Regions from separate parts of the Homo sapiens genome. Here region 2 is linked to region 1. A link is a loop called in an ENCODE intact Hi-C map of the cell type or tissue named here. Cell type or tissue: heart left ventricle. All regions are shown on one strand.

What was found. A loop is a pair of places that touch in the nucleus more often than their neighbours do. Peaks named below come from ENCODE experiments on the same cell type or tissue, not always from the same donor. Only the 100,000 strongest peaks of a DNase experiment are listed, where the experiment ranks them.
Region 2: a loop joins it to region 1, with 2.7 times the contacts of the local background. A loop is called at or near these places in 6 of 110 quality-filtered maps.

What each region holds. Positions count from the first base shown.
Region 1 is chr4:124,331,247-124,336,246 of GRCh38, forward strand. No RefSeq gene overlaps it. Among named protein-coding and RNA genes, the nearest start is that of LINC02516, 220 kb to the right of the region's middle. In heart left ventricle, a CTCF peak has its summit at 2,973 (motif pointing right); no DNase peak of the experiment used is centred here.
Region 2 is chr4:125,072,897-125,077,896 of GRCh38, forward strand. No RefSeq gene overlaps it. Among named protein-coding and RNA genes, the nearest start is that of FAT4, 240 kb to the right of the region's middle. In heart left ventricle, no CTCF peak of the experiment used is centred here; no DNase peak of the experiment used is centred here.

The sequences.
Region 1 (5,000 bases):
ATAACAGGCCCCTAAAATTCCTGTTGATGAAAGAGTGAGATTGTGTTTCTTCCACATTACTACTTCCATATTCTTATGTCAAGCTTCCATTTCATGGGGTATCTCACAACCAAAATAGTTAAAGCCTCTTGTTCTCTGCAATTTAGAATCTACTTAGAAACAAGTGTTAGTAATTGTTTGAGCCAAGAAGATGGAGAAGGAGCAAAGAAGCAGTGTTCATCTGTATACTGAGAAAATAATGATACAGTGTCCAGAGGGCTCAGATGAACAAAAGCAGTCATTTTGTCTTCTGCCCAACAAGTGAAAAAACATTACAAATCTTAATAACTATGTCGACTAATAATAAATAATATGTATTATGCACTCCCTGGGTTCAGGTTGCTCTTTTATGTGTGTGCACATGTGTTTGTATGTATATACATAAATGTATAGTTTATACGTAAAATACCTCAATTCACTTAAGTCACATAATAATCCATGCATGTTTGGATTAACGCTATACTTGCTTTATAGATTATAGATAATAGCGTTAAGGTAAAGGAAAATTAATTAACTGTCCTGAGTATACACACATAATCTGTTAGACGGTAAGGATTTGGACCACAGCAGCCTGGCACCAGAGCCTGTGCTATCAACTATAAAGCTATATTGCTTCTTGATGGAAGTTATTAAAATTAATCCTCCTGGTTTGGGATTCTATAAACTGCCTGTTTGTCTCTATGGCAACCATATTCAAAGCCTTCAGCTTCTAGACTCTCATGTGAAATCCCTACTAACCATAAGAACCACATGGCTCCTGTGTGTCCCACAAAACATATGCATATGATTAGATTTTATATATGACTCTTAACATCTTCCTCAAATAAATGTTCAATACTGTGAGCACTGGTTTTAGTTCATACATGAATTGTTTACATTTGATTTCCTAGTTATCAGCCTGAACAAACAAGTGAGGAAGGGAAGAAAGCGTGCACTGTCCTCCTCTTTCTAGGTCTTGAATGTATTCAAAAGTTTCATGGTTGGCCACAGGGTGAAACCTTGGAGGTCTTCCTAAAAAGTGTGGGGGAGGCCCTCAAATCCATAAAGGCAGTCAGCATGCTCCTGAATCAACTCTCAGAAAAGCACCTTCTAAGCTATTAATGATTAACATTTATGGGTATTGTTTTTTACATGCACATCCTAGTTTTGGGGGAAAATACTTACACACGTTAATTTTATGTTTTAATTCAAACCGCAAATGGCACAATGTTACATAGTAACTCAGTAGTAGAGCAGGGACTAGGGGACAAGAATTGTTCCTTTTCTTTTCTTTTTCTATTTCAGTCTTTACTGATCACCTGACATGCCAGCGACTACAACTATACAGGGCACACAGAAAAAAAAAATGCAACCCCTGTTCATCATCACCCCATCATTTACAATCTCTGATGTGATTGTAGCATCATCACTCTGCTTGGTTGGGCCTGTGAGCAGGAGTTACATAACTCAGAGCAGCAGCAATCACCAGGGCCCTGGGAGGGTAGATTTGCCTGCATCCTCTACTCACCCAGAGCCATGCAGCAAGGGCTGGATGGCTGCTAGCCCCAGAAAACCTTAGCAGACTGTGAGGCTCAATCCAGTTTTGAAAAGCGGTAAAGAATGCACCCATTGGGCCGGGCGGGGTGGCTGACACCTGTAATCCCAGCACTTTGGGAGGCCAAGGTGGGCGGATCAAGGCCGAGATCAAGAGATGGAGACTATCCTGGCCAACATGGTGAAACCCCATCTCTACTAAAAATACAACAATTAGCTGTGCATGGTGGCGTGCGCCTGTATTCCCAGCTACTTGGGAGGCTGAGGCAGGAGAATCACTTGAAACCCGGGAGGCAGAGGTTGCAGTGAGCCGAGATAGCACCACTGCACTCCAGCCTGGGCAACAGAGCAAGACTCCATCTCAAAAAAAAAAAAAAATGCATCCATCAGGAACGTTGTCTTTACCAATCCCTAGCCTCCACCCTTGGTTGCCCTGGAATTTTCTTCCATCAATCCCTCTGCTTAGTATGAGGTAAAAGGCTGAATGTATTTCAGCTATAATCAGAGGCACTAGGAAAACTGTGTGTGTGTGTCCATGAACACTCCCAGGTACATGTATGTGGGTTGGCAAATGACCTGAGGGAATATCAGGGAGGGAAGTAAAGCAATTTAAAGTACAGATGAAAGGAACTGAGGATGAGTGCACGGTTCCTGGCTCAAGATATGCTTCTCAGAAGTTTTGTAGAGTATTTAAAAGCCCTTCCTGACTTGTCAGGTAACCCACATTTTCCTAATGGTCTGAGCTAGTGGAAATGGAATGTGCTTTTTCGATAGGCTGCTCAATCTAAATCTCTGAGTATCTTCTGATTTGTCTGGTAAGCAAAATGTATGACTTCAGAAATCTTAATTGGCATTTAACGAATGACTTTTCAGCTTAAATGTTAGTCTTGCGTAATTACAACTCTTCAAGTAAAAATATGGTATTCTGGTAAAGAAATTTAATGTCTCAAAGAGGAATAGTTTCCAAATAAAAAGCTGCAGAGAACTTAAAACTACGATCATGAGATCACTGCTTTGTATAATTTATATGATACAATCATTAGATTCGTTTCCTTTATAAGTTACTTCAGACATAATACTAGAAATTATATAGACTTGCTAATGGATTCCCTTTTTAGAAAATGCTATCATATATTAATACATCTCTCTACTTCCTTATTATTAAAACATAATCCCCATTTATTTCCATTTAGAATAATCAAACAAATCAAAAGCATGATACTAAGCACTATAGTAGTAAGGTTGCATAAAAAGAAAAATGACTAAAACCACAAATCTACTGAATAATAATACTTAAGTAGAATAGTGTTATTTTATAATTTTATTAAATGAATTTAAATAAAAACAATGGTTTGTGCAGAAAGCTAAATGCTAGATTTAAAACCATAATATCAACTGGGAAAATGCCACTAGGTGGAGCCCATGGTTTCTAAGATTTTTGATAGTCTCCTCAAGTAGTCCTGGGGTAAGTATTTTCTAGCTGTTGAGTCACAGTGTTGTTAACTGTTAGGGAGAGACATTAGCTTGATATATAGGACGATCCTTTGGTTACGATTAGGAAATGGGGAAATTCGAGAATGGGGTAATCATTTTTCCTTCTGTACAAGTTTATAAAAGAATGCAAGTACAATCAGCCCATTTCTGGAAACTAACAGTAATTTAAACTGACTTTCTGAAAAAGAACAATCAATAATTTAATAATACTATGGCAAAGAAAGCTAGCTCTTTGGCAGAACTGTTGAAATGCAGTTTTCTCTTATTAGTGGGTATTAAATATCCACTTTAAGAGAAGTTTAAAAGAAAATTAGAACAAAAAAACATTTTAAGATATACTTGTAAGTCAAGCACATGGCAAATAAAAGAAACGCATTTTAAAAATTATTTAGATTGCATTCATCAGGCAGTTACAATCTGTTAAGTACATTCCGGAAAAAAATGTGAATATAGGACAATTGTACTCTAGTAGCTATTCTAAGGGGGCAAAGAAATAGCTTTGCTTACAGATGATACACAGTTCAGCCTATTAAAAATAATATTAAATTACTGATTTCACAGTCATTCTTCTTCATTAAATTTAGTTTTTTTAAATGTAAAGCTTTTAGGTATCATTAACATTAATAAACTACTTATTTAAGTCATATAATTTGATAAGTTTCACATACATAACTGCAACAAAATTTGTGCTCCCTTAAAACTTTTCTTGTGCTCCTTTGTAATACCTCCCCTCCCCATTATTCTCTGTTTTCTCTCTCCCTGAAGTGACCGCTAATCTGTTTTCTGTCACTGTAAGTTAGTTCATATTTTCTATCTGGATTCATACAATATGAACACTGTTTTTGGTGAGGGTGCGTCTAGCGCTTCTCCCTTTCAATAATCATTTTGAGATTCATCTACATTGTTCTATGTATGAGTTCATTCCTTTTGATTGCTGAGTGATATTCCAAGGTTTGGATATGCCATAGTTTATCTATTTTTCTATTGATGGGGATTTATGGGTTTTTTTCCAGCTTGGGATTATTACAAATAAAGACTCTATGAACATTTGTGTACTAATCTCTGTAGAGATGTGTATTTCCTTTTATCTTGAGTATAAGCTAAGAGGGTAAGGGCTGGTAAAGGGGAATTGTCATATGACAAGTGTCTGCTTAACTTTTTAGGAAACCGGCATGCTGTTTTCAAAATTGGTTATACCACTTCTTCCTTTGTATGTAATAAAGTACATATCTCTGTTTTATGGATATTAATGAAAGTAATGAATATCATTGAGTTGCTTAAATTAGGAAAAAATAAAACAAAACAAACTTTGACTTTCTTCTACTTAAGAATACACTATCCTGGACCACAGTGTCAAATTTGTCTCCTATGTGCTCTAGAGGAACAAAGATAAAACCATAGTCACTACCTTTAAACTACTTGCATACATTAAATAACTTAAAACATCATTGGGTAAGTTAACGAGAAGAAGAAAGAAACAAATAAGATTTTTAGTTCATCAACATATGAACAGGATGAAACAACTTAGAATTGTAAACCTTATAATTTTGTTGCTCTAGGTTATGATAGATGCACAGCTCAAAATTTAGAATAGTATCTGCTTCAATGTTCTACCCTAAATTCAGGCCATGTGTTCTTATTTTACATTAAAAAATGTACTCACTATTTCCAGCAGAACAATTTCTCATAAAACTTCTCAAGCATATTACTTTTCCAGTAATAAGAGTGCTTGCTATACTTTTAGTATGTTTTGGTCTTTATTCAAATAAATTAAGTTGGCCATAGTTTAAGTTGTACTATATTATCTTTTTGGAAAACATAGCCCATGTTTTTAATTTAATGAAATTACACCACAGGAAGAAGGTGTCAGTTAAACGTTTTGAAAATATTTCCTTACCAGATGTATGATTTCATATAAACTGCCTAATTGTCTA
Region 2 (5,000 bases), 740 kb after region 1:
ATAGTACTGGTATAGAAATAGGCACATAGGCCAATGGAGCAGAATAGAGAACGCAGAAATAAATCCAAATACTTACAGCCAACTGATCTTTGAAAAAGCAAACAAAAGCATAAAGTGGGGAAAGGACACCTTATTCAACAAATGGTGCTGAGATAACTGGCAAGCCACATGTAGGAGAATGAAAGTGAATCCTCATCTCTCACCTTATACAACAATCAACTCAACATGGATCAAGGACTTAAATCTAAGACCTGAAACTATAAAAATTCTAGAAGATAGCATTGGAAAACCCCTTCTAGACATTGGTTTAGGCAAGGACTTCATGACCCGGAACCCAAATGCAAATGCAATAAAAACAAAAATAAATACCTGGGACTTAATTAAACTAAAGAGCTTTTGCAGGGCAAAGGGAACAGTCAGCAGAGTAAACAGACAATCCACAAAGTGGGAGAAAATCTTCATAATCTATACATCTGACAAAGGACCAATATTCAGAATCCACAATGAACTCAAACAAATTAGCAAGAAAAAACCAATCCCATCAAAAAGTGGGCTAATGACATGAATAGACAATTCTCAAAAGAAGATATATAAATGGCCAAAAAACATGAAAAAATGCTCAGCATCGCTAATGATCAGGGAAATGCAAATCAAAACCCCCTTACTCCTGAAAGAATAGTCATAATCAAGCAATCAAAAAATAATAGATGTTGGCATGGATGCGGTGAACAAGGAACACTTCTACATTGCTGGTGGGAATGTAAACTAGTACAACCACTACGAGAAACGGTGTGGATATTCCTTAAAGAACTAAAAGTAGGACTACCATTTGATCAAGCAATCCCACTACTGGGTATCTACCCAGAGGAAAAGAAGTCATTATACGAAAAAGATACTTGCACATGCATGTTTATAGCAGCACAATTTGCAATTGCAAAAATTTGGAACTAACCCAAATGCCCATTAATCACCGAGTGGATAAAGAAACTGTGAGATATATATATATATATATATAAAATATATATTTTCCATCATATATGTATTCCATCATATATATCTGTATATCATATATAGATATATATCATATTTACAGATATATATGTCATATGTAGATATATATATCATATGTATCATATATAGATATAAATATGATGGAATACTACTCAGATATAAAATAGGAATGAATTAATAGCATTCACAGCAACCTGGATGAGATCGGAGACTATTATTCTAAGTAAAGTAACTCAAGATTGGAAAACCAAAACGTCGTATGTTCTCATTCATAAGTGGGAGTTAAGCTATGAGGATGCAAAGGCATAAGAATGACACAATCGACTTTGGGGACTCAGGGGGATAGGGTGGGAAGGGGGTGAAGAATAAAAGATTATAAATTGGGTGCAGTGTATATTGCCTGTGTGATGGGTACACCAAAGTCTCACAAATCACCACTAAAGAACTTACTCATATAACCAGACACCACCTGTTCCCCAATAACCTATGGAAATAAAAAATAAAAAAAAAGTCTTATGAAACTCTACTTACAAAAGCGATGTGGAAAATACAGTTGTCCTTTAAATCATTCTTTTAATTAACTATTGAGGAAAAAGAAAAGAGAACATAGATTCTGGAATGTTAAAACTAGGGAGAACTATAGAAATCATCTAATTTATCCTCAATATATTCTAGATAAAGAAAGAGAAGCTTACATAAAACTCCTACATTTATGAACAGAAAATAAATTATGGTAGTTTACATTAGCCCCTTTTCATAAACAGGTATGTGTATATTCTTAAAACTGAAAGGACTATTTTTTTTTATCAGTCAGTAAACTGAAAGCATCTAAAATACACAGTATAATTTTATTGACCCATGTTAATATGAATTATATTGTTGACATCAACAAAAGGTTAATCAACACTTTTTTTACTTCGTCAACAGTTGGGAAAAGCCAAAGCTAATTGATAGTATTTTAAGACTGCTGCTGCTTTCTTCCTTTTAAGGAAATGTACTTAACAAAAGTTTGCTTAACATTGAATGCATTGTTCCTGGAGCAATTAACTTCTTACATTTGGGATGCCTTAAGTAAAAATAAAAGAATCATTAGATGGAATATTAACTGGTGGAAAGAACAGACCCATTAAATAAAGACATGTGCTGCCAGGTTAAAATTAAAAGAGAGTAGATGACATACAAAGTACTAAGAGAAGGTTGAATATAGTATTTTTACAAGTGTAAAGTTATTTACAAGAAGTTGATATTCCTTCTTGAAGAATAGAGTCAAGGGTTTTTTTTTGTTACTGTTTCTATCACTATTCCTCCTTCCACCTTATTTATCTGAGAACTCAGTGGAGTATGAATAACTAGACTATTTTTTCTTGAGTTTCCTCCTCCTCATAAGCTCAAATGGAAAAGCTGCTTCTCACGACCTCTAAGAATATTATAGCTGGATGTTGAATCAATTACAAATCATAATTCTGTGCCTATTACATGACTTTAATGTCCAGGAATATGTTTTAACTATCTTTCTAATAAATGTCTTAGCTATATAAATATAAGTAAGAACTTATACACTATATCACCAAGAAAAAGTCAACAGTCTCACAATGTGGGTATAATTCTTCCTTCCGTATTGCTTCTTTATACGTTCTCCCACTTCATCCATTGTCCTCAATTTATATAGGTTTGTATTTTTTCTTTCTCTTCAACATCTCATTGAACACTTATTGAGTCCCTTTTCTGTTCTGGACATAGGGCTTATTCCGTTACCAACTTTCTCATTCTACCTTTAAATAAGAATTTCCCCTCAAATCTTGTTCTTAGCTCTTTTCTTTCTCACCGTGTTTTTAAACTCCTCATTTCCTTCCATGCCTTCCAATATAATTTCCACAATAATTACTTCTGCACTCTTTATGGAGAGCCCTGATTGGTTAACAAACTTTTTTTTCTTAGACTGCTTATCCTTTACTTTAAACTCACCAATCTATAACGAAATTTCTAATCACTGATTCTGCTCTATCCTATAGCAGATGCAGCTCCAGGGAATGAGACTCTGAGGTCTGCACCTAACAAGACCTGGGGACACACCCAGTTTTGTCATAGGTCAGCTGTGAGATATTGGACAAGTTTCTTACATGTAGGAAAGTTTCTGACCTTTTCTAACACTAATTTTTCCTAGTATCATGGGTATAATAGAGGTACCTCCTCAGGTTTAGCATGGGTAGAAGGAGCGTTCAGAGTTAGACGTGAATAAGGAAGTGCAGGCAAATAAAAGCAAAGTGAGGAGACTGCCCCAAGATTTGGATGAGTTGCAAAAACAAGCACCAAAGAAAAATCTTGGTGTGAGGGCATTGGGAAAAGAATTGAATCTGACACAACAGCTTTGGCAACCTTTGAAAGAAGAGTTTATTTTCTCTATGCTTGGTAGAATTGTGCCTGCTATTTGCATGGAATCTTTATTTTGGTTGATGGCCCAGCTGCATATTTCATTCATATCTCTTTAAAAAATAATTTGAGTTGTAAAACAAAAGAGGAAATTCACTCTTTTATATCCCTGTTTTTATACATACCAATGCCATTATGTAATGTAGAAAACCTGACAATATTGCATACTCATAGATATATTTTGCCCATATTGTGATTCATATTTTGTGTTTGTGTATTTTAATCTAACTCGTTAATATTTTTCATCTATAAAGCTAGAAGCTTTTTTTGACTTGTTTAGAAAAGGTAAATGAATTTATTTATTCCATCAAAATGTTACACCATCCAGTATTTTCTTGGGAAATGTTCTTACACCAAAATTGAATGAGAAGAAAAAAGCGTCACATTCACTCAGAATTAATTTAAATTTTACTTCATAATTCAAAATTTTACTTCAAAATTATTTGTGAAATAAAAATATTTTCCAAGGTACATAAAGAGCTGATAAAATCATTCTGTATTTCAACTTTATCTGGAAACCACTGATATGTACAGAAAAGAGAAATGCACAGGAAATATATATATATGTATTTATGGTTAATATTTGCCCATCGAATTTTTTGAATTAGTTATGATATTTAAACTAATATGAAAGCATACAACATGGTGCATTGCTACACTGCCACACTGTGAAATAGGACAGGGAATATTTTCCTGCTTCATTATCCAATCACCTGATGCCCTTTAATTAATTAATTTTATGTGCCTAACATTTAAAAAGGATAATTTTTTAGTGATTTTTAAGCATTTATCTGTTTAATTCTAGAACTACAAACACATTTCCATTGTCATATAACTTACTTTTTCATCCTAGTATTCGTTTTGAGTTTCACGAATAATCATATCAAATGGGCAGCAATCTGACTAGCCTGTCATGTATGGTTTATTCTCCAATTTTAAAAAACATACATTATCAAAATGTTTTAATATTATCGATCTATTTCTTTTTTTTTGCCACGTCCATTTATTTGTTCTCAATTTTCTCTGACTTCTGTAAAATTTTTTTTGGTCAGGGAGGAATGTTGGGCTAGATGATTTCTAAGGTCTCTTTTGGTTTTGATATTTTATTGCTCTACACAGTTTGGTTTTTGCATTAAGAAGTAATTCACTTGCTTTTACTTAATTCAGCTTTTTCTTCTATAACGTAGAACATTTCCTTTCCAAAGACCTAACAGATCACTGGTGATTTATATTTTGGACTACAACCACCTTGTAAATACATAGAACCTAAACAATTCTTAGAAATAAATAACCTGTTTTTAGTTTTATAATTCTTTAAATAAAACTTATCTTGATGCCCTCTGTGTAATACAACTGAGGGAATTTATAGTTGAATAATTGCACCAGGGAAAATACAATGGAGAAGCTCAAAGTCAAGCTGATATTTTTCTCCTATTTTATGGGGTTCTGATTAGGAAGATCAAAAATTGAAAATTGCAGATAAAATAAAACATATTTGTTTTATTTCAAGCAAGTTGTTTGTGGGTTTGTTTTTATACACACAAACAACAGTTTTTAGA